2 separate regions of the Homo sapiens genome follow, and region 2 is linked to region 1. A link is a contact called in ENCODE Hi-C or POLR2A ChIA-PET data. All regions are on one chromosome and are shown on one strand. Each heading gives the region's core, a stretch centred on a gene start or an enhancer-like site at or near the end of the contact. The rest is flanking DNA. Distances are from core to core; before and after follow the strand shown.

What was found. Hi-C counts contacts between places; a loop is a spot of excess contacts on that map. ChIA-PET counts read pairs that join two places held with the same protein, here RNA polymerase II (POLR2A). Pooled maps may share reads with other maps.
Region 2: a loop to region 1 is called in a map with no recorded cell type, with 2.9 times the contacts of the local background. The contact joins the enhancer-like site here to the promoter of ZNF775-AS1 in region 1. A Hi-C loop is called at or near these places in 1 of 168 maps with a recorded cell type or tissue (GM12878), 9 of 37 single-sample maps with no recorded cell type and 6 of 50 pooled maps. POLR2A ChIA-PET finds 5 or more read pairs at or near these places in 1 of 52 experiments (activated naive CD4-positive, alpha-beta T cell).

Annotation. Positions count from the first base shown.
Region 1 is chr7:150,381,483-150,387,699 of GRCh38, forward strand. ZNF775-AS1 (ZNF775 antisense RNA 1) reads right to left here and starts at 2,509. Exons shown (of 2, transcript NR_183445.1): 1 at 2,319-2,509. All of the region lies in intron 1 of ZNF775 (zinc finger protein 775), which reads left to right. RefSeq lists enhancers at 360-1,318, 2,275-3,230, 4,700-5,272, 5,273-5,843.
Region 2 is chr7:150,664,648-150,670,864 of GRCh38, forward strand. All of the region lies in intron 2 of LOC124901774 (a long non-coding RNA gene), which reads right to left. Among named protein-coding and RNA genes, the nearest start is that of GIMAP2, 18 kb to the right of the region's middle. Within about 2 kb of position 3,889, at least 5 of the 41 ENCODE cell types and tissues checked have a DNase peak (open chromatin) inside an H3K27ac peak, as active enhancers do; they include GM12878, where a contact is called at or near this core.

The DNA.
Region 1 (6,217 bases), core at 1,259-3,758:
AAATCGAATTTGTCTTGCACCTTGGGAATGTCTCTCAGAGTCCTCTCACACTGTTTGCGTCCCGCCATCCCCACCCCCCACCGCCCCCGCCCCACTTGATATAACAATTCTGTACCACGAGCAAGCGTTATTTCCATTTTCAGGTGGGGAAACTGAGGCCCAGAGAAGGAAAGTGGTTTGCCTGGGATCATGTGGCTAACCAGAAGCAAACCCAATCTCAGTCCCTGTCTGGGGCCTCTCAGCGGCTTTTTCCACTATGGCCTGTTCTTTGGGTTGGACAGTGGCCCGCCCTTTCCCTTGGCTCCCCTCCTCTGTTCCCTCCCCAGATTGAGGACTGGGGTGTTTGGGAGACTGAGGTCTGAAGATGGTGGAGTAGGAAGAGGGGAAGGGTCAGGGCTGGGAGAGTGGTCACAGTGGGGGTGGCCTTGTGCTGAGTGGGATCCGGGAAGTTGGAGAGGAGCAGGGTGGGTCATGGGGGGTGGGACAGGGGAGTTGTGGGAGGCTTCAGGGTGCCTGATGCTGGGTGTGGGGATGGAGGCCTCCAGGTGGGGGAGGGGATGCCCACCTGGTTTGGGCTGGGACCTCTGGGAGGGGCATGCAGAACCACCCTGGTAAGTGGAGGGCTCTGCAGACAGTGCCACAACCAGAGCCGTGGCAAACCCTCTTCCTCCTGCATGGTGGAGCGTGGAGGCTCCTGTGTGGCGCTGGGGGCCTCTGAGATTCCCAACTGGCTGGAAGGAGTGATGGCTTAGGAGGAGTGAGTGGCAGCGGGGACGCTGGCAGAGAGGCTTGTACAGATACTGCCCGATGCATCCGGCTCAGGCTTGCCGCCCTGTGGTGCTCCTCCCAAACTCAGGGAGCAGGTATTTCCGTTCACCTGCGCCTTCAAGAACCTGAGCTCAAAGCGCTGCAATGACTGGCCAGGGACTAGCAGCGGCTCAGTGGTGGGTGGGCTGGGACTTGGGGTTCTTGATTAAGACATGGGGTCCTGAGGGGAGGGACCAGGAAGGGTGGCCTTGAGAAGGACATCCCTGCCAGCCTCAGGCAGTGGGCTTCTAGGGGGAGACTAGGGCTGAGGAGCCAGCCAGGTGGCGGCTGAGGGTCACCCAAAGATGGCTGAAGGGGAGAGGGCCCGCTGCATCCCCTTGGGCCAGAGCCCACAGGCCAGGCCCTGAGGATCTTAGGCTGCACCAGGCTTGCCGGACACAGGCTCATTGTCTCTAGGGCTTTCTGTCTTGCTGTAACGTCTCTCCAGCCAGCTGCAGCTCCTGCTGACTTATCCCACCCCAGCGCAGGTCATCCAACGGTGACTTATGGCCCCGGCCTCCTGGCTCGATGAGGGTATGTTGCTTCTGTTTCTACCTCTCTGAGTTCTTTTCCTCGGAGCAAGTGACCCTGATGGGATGGCCATGGGTGTACAAGGATACTTGTGTCATGGGTGGCTTTGCAGTTCTGTGTTCCTAAGTGTGCTGTGCAGTGATTCGTGCTGCCCTGGTTCACAGTGGCACGTTTGTGTGTCTGTGGATCTGTAGGTGTGTCTGTGAGTTTTAAAAAATATCTCACATTCTCTGTATTTGCATAGACAGTTTTGCAGGTGTTCTCACGTAGTTTTGTGTCTTTGAACTTTTGTTTACTTAGCTGTATTTAGATATGATTGTATCTGGGTGTGTTTGTGTGTGGTTTAGCATTTACATCAGTTTCTTATGTCCCTATGATCATATATTTAAATTAAAAACATCTGCTATTAACTGAAATCAGAGGCAGAGAATACCATTGCCTGGTCCTGAGGGATTTCTTAATAGTGACAGAAGACTGGAGCCTGAGGAGCCACCTCTTGGGTCCTCCATTGTTTCATTCACTCATCCGTTCATTCATTCAATACACATTACACACCTTCTGCATATGAGGGACGCGCAGGTGTGGGAGCAAGCCCCCGCTCCCTGGGGCTAACCTGAGTGAGGGGTCTCACAGGGAGAGAGGACTGGGTGAGGACATAGCAGTCAGGTATGGGCTGCAGGAGGGCAGGGAGGCGCTGGGGACCCGGTGGAGTTGAGAAGGATGAGGCTATAGAAAGGGGCAGCATGGCAGGGAGGCATTGGCTGGGCATGGGCTGGGACTGGAGAGGCCAGTTTCTGTGGGGGTCTCCTATGGAAGACCAGCTGAGCTGTGCCCAGCAAGTGAGGACCTGCTGGGACCTCAGGGCTGAGAAGGGCCTGATACTGGGCCTTTGGCTGGGGTTTGGGGAGCTGCCCCCACCCCCAAAAGCCTTAGCGCCTAGTGGCGGATCCTGCTCCCGCTCCACTAGCAGCAGATGATACCTGTGGCATGGTCTGCTTCTGACTGCCCGACCTGGGGCGCTGAGGCTGTGAGAGCTGTGCTGGGCTGGTGGGAGGTTCCAGGGGCGGCGATGGGGAGGACCTTGCCTCTTTCTGGCCTGTGGCCTTTCTCCTCCCCCAGCTGCTGTCTGGCCGCCCCACCCCCAAGTCTCTGCCACAACCAAAGCTCCTTTGTTGCCTCCCCCTGCCCCGGGCCTCTCCACCTGCTGCTAGCTCAATCCCCTCTTTGTGTGGTTGGTCTTCAGTTGTCATGGCAGCTGGGCCCAGGCTGAGGCCTGCCCACTGTGAGGCTCTTAACTGAACTGCAGCCTGACCCGGTGCGCGGAGGGCCGGGCCAGGGCCAGGCGTGGGAAGGGGGCCCCTGTGTGTCCTGCTCCCCTCAGAGCCCGAGGGGCAGCAGAGAGGAAAGGTGGTCCGGTAGGGGCCCGGGGGCCCTTGTGCGATAGACAAAGCGGCCTTCCAAGACTTGGTGTGGGCACTGGTGGGAGATGGCGCATCTGGCCCTTGATGCCTGTCTTCCAGCCGGGGCGCTTTGCTGGGCAGCCTGCTCACCTGGCTCCTGGGTGTCTCCAGGTGGCTGAGGACATGTCAGGATGGTAGGTTAGGAGGGGCCCGCCATGCACAGAGCAGAGTGAAAGGCAGAATAGGAGAGAAGCTTAGGGTGGGGACGTGTGTGTCTGGCCAGCCTGGAACATGACACATGGAGGGCTTTCCTGGATTTTGTCTGTAGGACACCTGCTGTGCCATTTCCCAGACATAGCCCACCTGAGCACACAGGTAGAGGCGGGTCCCCAAAGACTTGGCCTCCCCTCATTCCTGTCCTCTGTGTTTCCCCCTTTGAATTTCTCACTTCTTCCTCTTGGGTCCTCTTCCTTCTGTCTCCATTTCTGTTCTTACGTAAGCCACAGGCTGCTTCCCCTCGAGCCCTGGTATGGCCCGAGACAGAGGCACCGAGGCTTGAGGGAGGAGCTGCTCTGGGAGGTCCCGGACAGTGGAAGGCCTGCTACTACCTGGAGTGGCTGTTAGGTCCTAATACCTCTTGGGAGGCAGGGTGGGTGAAGTAGGACTGTCTTTGATTTGCCTTGGGGGTCTCGCTCTGTGGAGACCCAGGCCCATCCTTCTGTCCTCCTGAATTTGTGGCCTGGGCTCTGCCCTCCTCGGTCTGAGTTCCCCTTACCAAGGTGGCTTCTCTGTCCACTAGCCCCTCTGCGCCTCTTCAGGTGGATGTTAAGTCCAGTTGGTGAGAGGTTTCCCAAGATGTGGCATGCAGAAGCTCACAGAGTGGCCCCAAGGGAGGAGGGTGGCGAGGGAGGGAGGAGCCCCCAGCACCCATCAGAGCCCCACCAGGGGCTCCTCCCGCCCCCTTCCCCACTGCTCGCCTTTTCTCTGCACCACAAGCAGGTTCTGTAAGAAACCATGGTAGGCATGCGTACAGGCCCCTGTTGGGGAAATAGAATTGAAAACAAAATCTCTTGCCAACCCAGAAAAGCTCTTTGCAAAAGTAGAAGAGAAAAACAGCTTTTAAAAGATTGAATGTGCATGAAACCAGAATGTGGTGCGCACCATGGACAATCCCCCGAGCAACTGCAAAGACGGGAGCTCTGAGCCTGCAATACCCCAAGCGACTGCAAAGACGGGAGCTCTGAGCCTGCAATACCCCGAGTGACTGCAAAGACGGGAGCTCTGAGCCTGCAATACCCCGAATGACTGCAAAGACGGGAGCTCTGAGCCTGCAATCCCTGAGTAACTGCAAAGACGGAAGCTCTCAGCCTGCATGTAGCCGGCAGGTGCAGCCCGTTACAGACATGTTCTCAGGATAAACAGCAACCAGCCCTCCAGCAAGAGGACTGGACATTACCATTTGTCACACGCAGGCAGGTCGTCCTAAATTCACCTCATAATTGGAGTGACCATCTGTGTTAGCTAATTGCCTTTACCCACAGGAAAAATAAAGTTCTTATATTTTTATGACAGGAGATAGTTTTGTGATTTGGAGCCAGGCACCTGCTGAAATTAGGCTCCTACCCTCCCATGGAGACTGGGAGGCAGGGGTGATGTCTTCCTTGATACTTAAATTTCAAAGAAATGGCCCCCAGGACCTTGGGAAAGACAGTCCTGGGTTGTAATGTTGGCAGAAGGCTTATTTAGCTTTTTTTTGAGACAGAGTCTCACTCTGTCACAATCTCGGCTCACTGCAACCTCTGCCTCCTGAGTTCAAACAATTTTCCTGTCTCAGCTTCCCGAGTAGCTGGGATTACAGACATGTGCCACTACACCCAGCTAAGTTTTGTATTTTTAGTAGAGACGGGGTTTCCCCACGTCGGCCAGGCTTGTCTCAAACTCCTGACCTCAGGTGATCTACCCACCTCAGCCTTCCAAAGTGCTGGGAATACAGGCATGAACCACCGTGCCCAGCCTTATTTAACTTTTAAAAAGATTTATTTCTACTTGAGGAGCATTTACTGCAAAAATAAAAAATAAAGATTCACATGCATCTCAAAAAGACAGAGATAGAGCTTATTAATTAGAAGTTTCTAAACAAAATGCTCTTGAAAAAAGTGGGTGTCTCTTCTTCTCTTTGCACCAGGGAAAATGACTTTCTGCATTTTCTAGATTCATATTCACCCCTCCCCCGACGTCTCTTGTCAGGGTCCAGATTCCCAGTCTGTGTGTGTGCCCCCAGTGTCTGGGCTCTGAAGGGGACCTAGGAGAGGGAGTCTGGGTCTCTGCGAGGCTCTCGGGCCCTGGGGTGGGTGTTTCTGTGGGGGTGGCCGAGCCAGGGTGCCTGGGAGGAGGGGCTGACTGAAATCTGGAAGAGCCCCTCCCTGAGGCAGCAGGAAGGACGAGCTGTGCATCTCTGTGGGGCAGCCACATCTTTGCTCTGCTAGGGGGTACAGGTGCACGGGACCACATCCCTGTCCTTAGGAGAGGTGCACCCCCAGCGAGGAGGAGATGAGTCTTCAGGCTGCACAGCTCCTGGCCAGGCAGGGCAGCACATTCCTGCCACCTGCATTTGTTACGGGCCCTCTGTGTGCCCGGCTCTGCTCTGAGCCCTGCGGATCCAGCAGCAAGCATGAAGAGCTCCTGACCTTGCTGTGGTGGGGAACAGAAAAGTTAAGATCATGTCAGGTGGCAAAAATGTTAGAGAGGAAACGGGAGGTGGAGTTAGGCTGGTGACTGTAAATAGGAGCGCCAGGGGCCAGCACGGTGGCTCACGCCTGTAATCCCAGCACTTTGGGAGACCGAGGTGGGTAGATCACAAGGTCAGGAGTTCAAGACCAGCCTGGCCAATATGGTGAAACCCTGTCTCTACTAAAAATACAAAAATTAGCTGGGTGTGGTGGCGCACACCTGTAATCCCAGCTACTTAGGAAGCTGAGGCAGGAGAATCACTTGAACCCAGGAAGTGGTGATTGTAGCGAACTGAGATTGGGCCACTACACTCTCAGCCTGGGCAACAGAGGAAGACTCTGTCTCAAAAAAAAAAAAAAAAAAGAAGCACAAGGGATGCCTGCTCTGAGAAGGGGACATTTAAGCTGGGAGCTGATAGAAGTGTGGGGGGCAAGCCAGGCGGGGATCTGCGGTGAGGGGACAGCCAGGGCAAAGGCGTGGGGCATCCACACAGCAGTGTGACCTGTCCTGTCATGTTCCAGGCACAGAGTGAGCCACTCAGGAAGCGCTCAGAAGACTTGGGCATAAAAACAAAAAAAGAAGGCCGGGCGCAGTGGCTCACGCCTGTAATCCCAGCACTTCAGGAGACTGAGGCGGGCGGATCATGAGGTCAGGAGATGGAGACCATCCTGGCTAACACGGTGAAACCCCGTCTCTACTAAAAATACAAAAAAATAGCCAGGCGTGGTGGCGGGCGCCTGTAGTCCCAG
Region 2 (6,217 bases), core at 2,639-5,138, 280 kb after region 1:
CTCCCTGGACAGGGCACTCTACTCCTCACCTCCCAGGGTTGGCATTGTCACTCTCCTGGTCTGGTCACCAGGTATGGTCTCCATTAGGGATCACAGGTCCTCAGAACCAGCCCTGTGCAGTTCAGCTGTGTTCCCACAGCTCTCTGAGAACTGAGTCTCTGTTGATGGGTCATTTGGCCAGCCTGTGCTAATGGGTGAGTAGAGTTTCGTGCTCACTGGGTAAGGTCAGAAATATCAGAGAACTTTGGATGTTGATGTGGGAAGAGAACTTAAGTCACCTCCCGCAATCCTCACTTTAACCATAAAACAAGCATCATGCCCCCAACCTTCATCTCCTGACCCCCAGGCTGCTGCTCTTTCCATGAGGTGGTGAACTTGTCAGTGGGAGGCACAGGTGCTAGGGTGCTAATGGCAAAGTCCATGCTGATGGGCTCCAGTGGAAAACCAGGGCCTCCATGCTAGCGAGGAGCCCTAGTGATGCAAACACAGTCCTGATGGATGCTACCATGCCACTCAGAGAGGGAAAGAATGAATGTGTCAATGCACCGCAGCAGAGACAATGCTGGGGGAGGCGGGCGGAGAAAGTCCCTACGTAATTTAATGCAGTACAACGAGGGCTTTTGGAGTTGATACCCTTCCCTTTGTTAATATCAATATAATTCTCTTAGTAGAAATTCCAGTTTCTATGACAGTATGAGAATGTCTCATGGCCATGAGTCATGCTTACAGGCAAAGGGGCTTTGCAACCATCTCTGATCACTCTAGCCTGGCAGTCTGCCTATGCCCTGAAATGTGCTCCACCACTCAGAGACAGAAATCATTGCCTATTCTCCAGACTGAATGAACTCCTAAAGCCTTTTTTCCCATAGAGATGCTAAACTCAGAAAGGATAAGACCTAAAAGTTGGAGAAGCTGGGAGGTGGCTGGGCCCCAGCATGGTGTGTGCACATGCGTTCTCTGGATGGAGGCAGAGCGGGCTCTGAGAGCAGACAGGCAGGCTCTGGAGTGGCCTTTTCAGGAAAGCCAGTGTCTCTGCTCTACTTTCTGACCTTCAGGACCCACTGATTCTGGGTTCAGCGTGGGACTGAGGAATGGGTGTCCCATGAGGTTGGATATTCCCTAAGGTAGTGGGGCTGGGAGCTGGGATCAGGATTAACAGGACACCATGCAAGAAAGAGAGAGGAAAGAGGGAAGAGCAGTGAGACAGAAAGAGGCACAAACTGACAGTGGGAGAGTGAAGTACAGGGTTTAGGGAGCAAAGGAGAGGCAGGAAAAGGAGAAGAACAGGGAGACTTTCTGTAGCTAGAAGGGACTTCTCTCTTCACTTCTCTAATGAGTCTGTACCCAGCAGATCAAGATTATGTAGCTCAGACCTACCATGTGTGTTGCTCAAGAAGCCATGATCACCTAGGTTACAGTTCACACTTCTTGGCCTGAAATTGACAGCTTTTATATCAGGCTGCAAACTTTCTTCACAGCCCCCTTGCTTCTATTCTGCTACCTTATGAGACTCGCAGCAAGGCGCTTGGGGTAGACAGACTCCATCTCTGATTCTACTTTCATTCTCTGAGTAACACTGGTTGAGTTCCTCATCTTCCTGAGCCTTATTTTTACTTCTTTAGACATGGACATGATAATTTCTACTTCCTACTGTTGCTGTAAGCATTAAATGAGAAGAAGATATAAAACCCAGGGCTGAGCCAGAAAGAATTAAGTAAGCGGTAGCTGTATCTGCTCTATAAGGGGTACCCATTTACTTTTTCTTACCCAGGCAATGCTTGTTTTTACCTTAAAGCCATTCACACTATTTCCTTCCACCTGTTTATTTGTCTGTCCCCAAAGTTCTCCACATTTCCAAATCCTCCCTTCCTTTAGTGCAAAATTCCTACATGACAACCTCCACAACTTGAGATTTTTTGATCCTCTGCTGTCTGTCAATCAGACAATGCCTCTTGGACTCCATTTCTCCATGTGTGCTGGTTTCATTTCCTCAGCAACATGGGAAGACATTTGTACAGATGGAGCCAGGTTGGTTTCTTCTTCTTTTTCCCCTTACTCCATCCTCTGCCACATGACAGATACATCAGAGATTTTAAACCTTACTTGGAGTTCATGTAAATGGCCCAGTCATTCTGATGGTCCCCAGGGGTGCTAGTTTATAGTATTAGCTCCTTTTCAGACTTACTGTGTATTAGACCAGTGGTTCTCAAAATGTGGGCCATGGATCAGCAGCATCAGTATGAACCGGAAACTTGTTAGGAAATATGGGCTCCATCCTTAACTCATGGAATCAGAAACTCTGGGGGCGGAGTCCAGCAATCTAAGTTTCAGTAAAACCCCCAAGTGAGTCTGATGCCTGCTAAAGTTTGAGAACCACTGAGCTAAAGCTTTGTCTGTTAAAGGACTCTCACCTATGATTAAATCAGCTGAAATGGAGATCATAAGAGAGTTTTTAAAAGCACATCTGAAATGTAAAATTTTAGGTGAGAAAAGTCAACATAAGACCCTCTCATCTAAGATCATCCTAGAAGAAACAAAATGGAGAGGTGCTGTGGGCCATCAGGAAACAGCCTAAATGTCCCTGAAAGTTGAGATGCCTCAGAAATAAACCTCCAACTTTTATTTGTAGCTGGGCACAGGCCCCAATTCCACTAGTCATGGCAGTGGCCCAACTTCAACAGTGCAAATGATACAGCAATGTCCAAGAGCAGTGGTTCTCAAAGTGAGGTCCCCAGACCAGTGGCATCATGGGAATTGTCAGAAATGCTATTTTCAGGCTCCATTCAAAACCTACTAGTTCAGAAATTCCAGGGATGTTGCCTAGCCATTTGTATTTTAATAAACTCTTTAGGTGATTCTGATGCAGGCTAAGGCTTGAAAACCTCTGTGCTAGCCACTGGGAATTCATCCTTTACGTGCACTTTTCCATTTAATTCAGACTGGATAGTTTAAATTGTTCCCACCTTAAGATGAAGGAAATTAGGCTCAAGTTTGAGTAAGGACACTTAGCTAGTCAGTGGCCCAGTAGAAACTGGAACTCAGTTCTGTCTAACTCCAGAACCCCAGTGAGAATATGGAGGACGTATTTTGGGTATATGTGATCACTGATGGACTGAGTAGTTAAAAATGTATGTGGGAGAACTTCAGGGCAGGATGAAGAAGGAAAGTTAGAGAAAGGCAAATAGAGCAGTCTCTGCTATTTTAATGGATGATATTCAAGCCTGGGATCTGTAGCAAGTTAAACCTATAGAGGTCATCTTTTTACAAGATGTGGCCAAGATAACAGGCAACAGACCACGTCAAAGAAACCTTCCAGTGGACCCCCAGCATTTAAGGACTTGATTTGTTTGTTTGTTTGTTTGTTTGTTTTGAGGCAGAGTCTTGCTCTGTCACCCAGGCTGGAGTGCAATGGCGTGGTCTCAGCTCACTGCAACCTCTGCCTCCCAGATTCAAGCAATTCTCTTGCCTCAGCCTCCCAAGTAGCTGGGATTACAGGCACCCACCACCATGCCCAGCTAATTTTTTGTATTTTCAGTAGAGACGGGGTTTCACCATGTTGGCCAGGCTGGTCTCAAACTCCTGATCTCATGATCCACCCACCTCAGCATCCCAAAGTGCTAGGATTACAGGTGTGAGCCACGGTGCCCAGCCAAGGGCTTGAATTGTTAACTCTTCACTTGAGCTATTAATATTTGATTTGTATTCAGCTCCTTTGACTTCCTTCTCAGTATCTCCCTGTGAGTTATTTTCCCCTTACCTAGCCACTGTCCTGATGGAAAACCTTTACCTCTGAGAGAGGAATGACAGCTCCAGACCAATGGGGTGCATGTTTTACTGAGGGGACTTTCAGCCCTTTCAGATCACACAGGATAAGACAGTTATCTACCCTCTCTGAGAACAGAGCTTGCTGCTATAGCAGCCCTGGGTCTTGTGGTTTCCTTTCACACACTGAAGTTATTTTTCACACTTCACAAAACACCTAGAAACCAAATGCCTCTCAACACTCAGGGAGATGAAACTCAGGAAGGACAGCAAGTGAAAATGAAAAGATATTATGGGAGAGTTTTTGGAGAGGAAATGGGGTAGGGGCTGACAGGGTTATGAGCAAAGGAAACAGAATGGGCTGGTGACCCAGTGGGTTCACCTCAAAGTTTACAGCCAGGGTTCCTCTATGCTCTCTTTGACTCACTTGTTCTGTTTCCATGCACTGAGAGGGTGCAGTTCGTGGGAGGCAGAGCAAGTGGAGGAGGACCACAATTAAAGCGACCAAAATTCAGATTATGTAAAGCCTGATGAGGGAGAAGGTTTTGAATTCATAATTCACACAGCCCACAATTACACATATCTGACTGTGACATACCTAGATTCAAGCCTGGAGTGTTTTTCCATTTTCCATAATAAAACATTCAGGATCCAAACTTAATTATGAGTTTCTGTAAAAAATCATCTGCTAAAATCTCCAGCCTCATTTCTACACAATGTGACTTCCCACCTTGAGGATCTAGCCATCCTTGGCTTTCTTTGATTAACTGAGAGTTCCATGTCTTCACTTACCTTGGAATATGCTTTATCTTCTTCCTGGAAATACTTCTAATCTCTTTCCCTAACTTCTACTCACTATTCAATTTCAGCTTAAACAATGTTGATTTTTCTAAGAAGTCTTTTCCAACTACTCCTACTATTAGTTTAGCAGATCCTCTATACACTCTTAAAACATCCTAGTGTTCTCCTTAATAACATTCATTATCCTACTGTTTTTGTTAACTGTCATGTTTGCCTGAGAAAGGAGGTAGTGATAGGGAAAAGGTGGTGATGGTAAAAATAGAAGAGGGAGGTTTTATAGGATGGCACAGAAGAAAATAAAATATTTGATTGGTTACAGTTATACAGTTACCTTATTTGGTCTACCCTGTTGTAAAGTCCATAGTTTTGTTTGCTGGCTACTTCTAATTAGTTGAGCTTAAGTTCTGCTTTTATTTAATATTAAACATTTACAAGAAATAGCTCAAATTAAGACTTGCTTATCTTTGCAAATCAAGCAAGGTTGAGGTCATTTGTAAGGCCTAACTGCTTTTGTCTGCTCAGGTATTCTCCGGGTCTGGTCTCCATTTTAATTTACTTTAACAAAAAGAGACGAGACCCTCAAACCAGGTCCAGCTAGAACTAGCACAATTGAAGACAGAATTGCTCTGTCTTAGAAATGGATAAGATTACTTAGGAATATCAAGGCAAAAATCCTGAATTAGCTATTAACAAATAGAATCAAGCAACACCTTGTGTGATTAAGATTTGTCTAAGTATGCAAAGAAGTCAATATTAGGAAATACTAGGAAATATTTTTATACAATTTAATGTATTACAAAGCTATGGAGCAACATAATCTGATCACCTCCTTAGCTGTTGAAAAGTAATTTGGTAAAATTAAATGTCTAATAATTGGTTCTTTTTCCCCATAAGAAAATTTTCCATCTCAACCTCAAAGTCTGCATCTAGTTTAATGGTAAACATTGAGATATTGCCACAAAAGTTAAGAACAAGCTAAGGAAGCCTACTATCATTGTGATTACTTATTTAACATTCTCTTAGATACTAGCCACAATAAATTAACAGTGAAAGAAATTAGAAGTTGTTTTATAAAAAATTCAAAAAAAGAAGATAAATTATCATTTTTGGCCCCATAAAGAACTTTTACAAATCAATATCAAAATTATTCCCATCAGAATTGAAACATGGGCAATAAATATGTAAGAGATATCAATAAAAAATATAGTTCTTTCTTTAATAAATAGACATATGACAAATGACTCAATCATATTCCCATTGAGTAATGTATATGAAAATCACACTAACATCATCTTTCACCTATCAGTTTGGCAAAGATAAAATTATGAGAAATCAATATGGGAAACTAATAAAATGCTGGTGAAACTAATTTGACTAAAATTTTTATTGTAAGCAATTCAGTAATATCTTTCAAAATTACAAATGCATGTACCAATTGTATAGCAATTCTCCTTGTAGGAACCCACTCAGGTGATTTGATTATCTGTTGCTGCATAAGAAACTACTCCAAAACTCAGTGGCTTAAAACAACGTGTTTTTGTGTGTCAAGAATTTGGGCAGAGCACACTGGGTACAACTTGACTTCACTCCTTGCAGACTGGGCCTCAGTTGGAGTGGCTCAAATGGCTCTAGATGGGGTGGGGGACAGATCAAT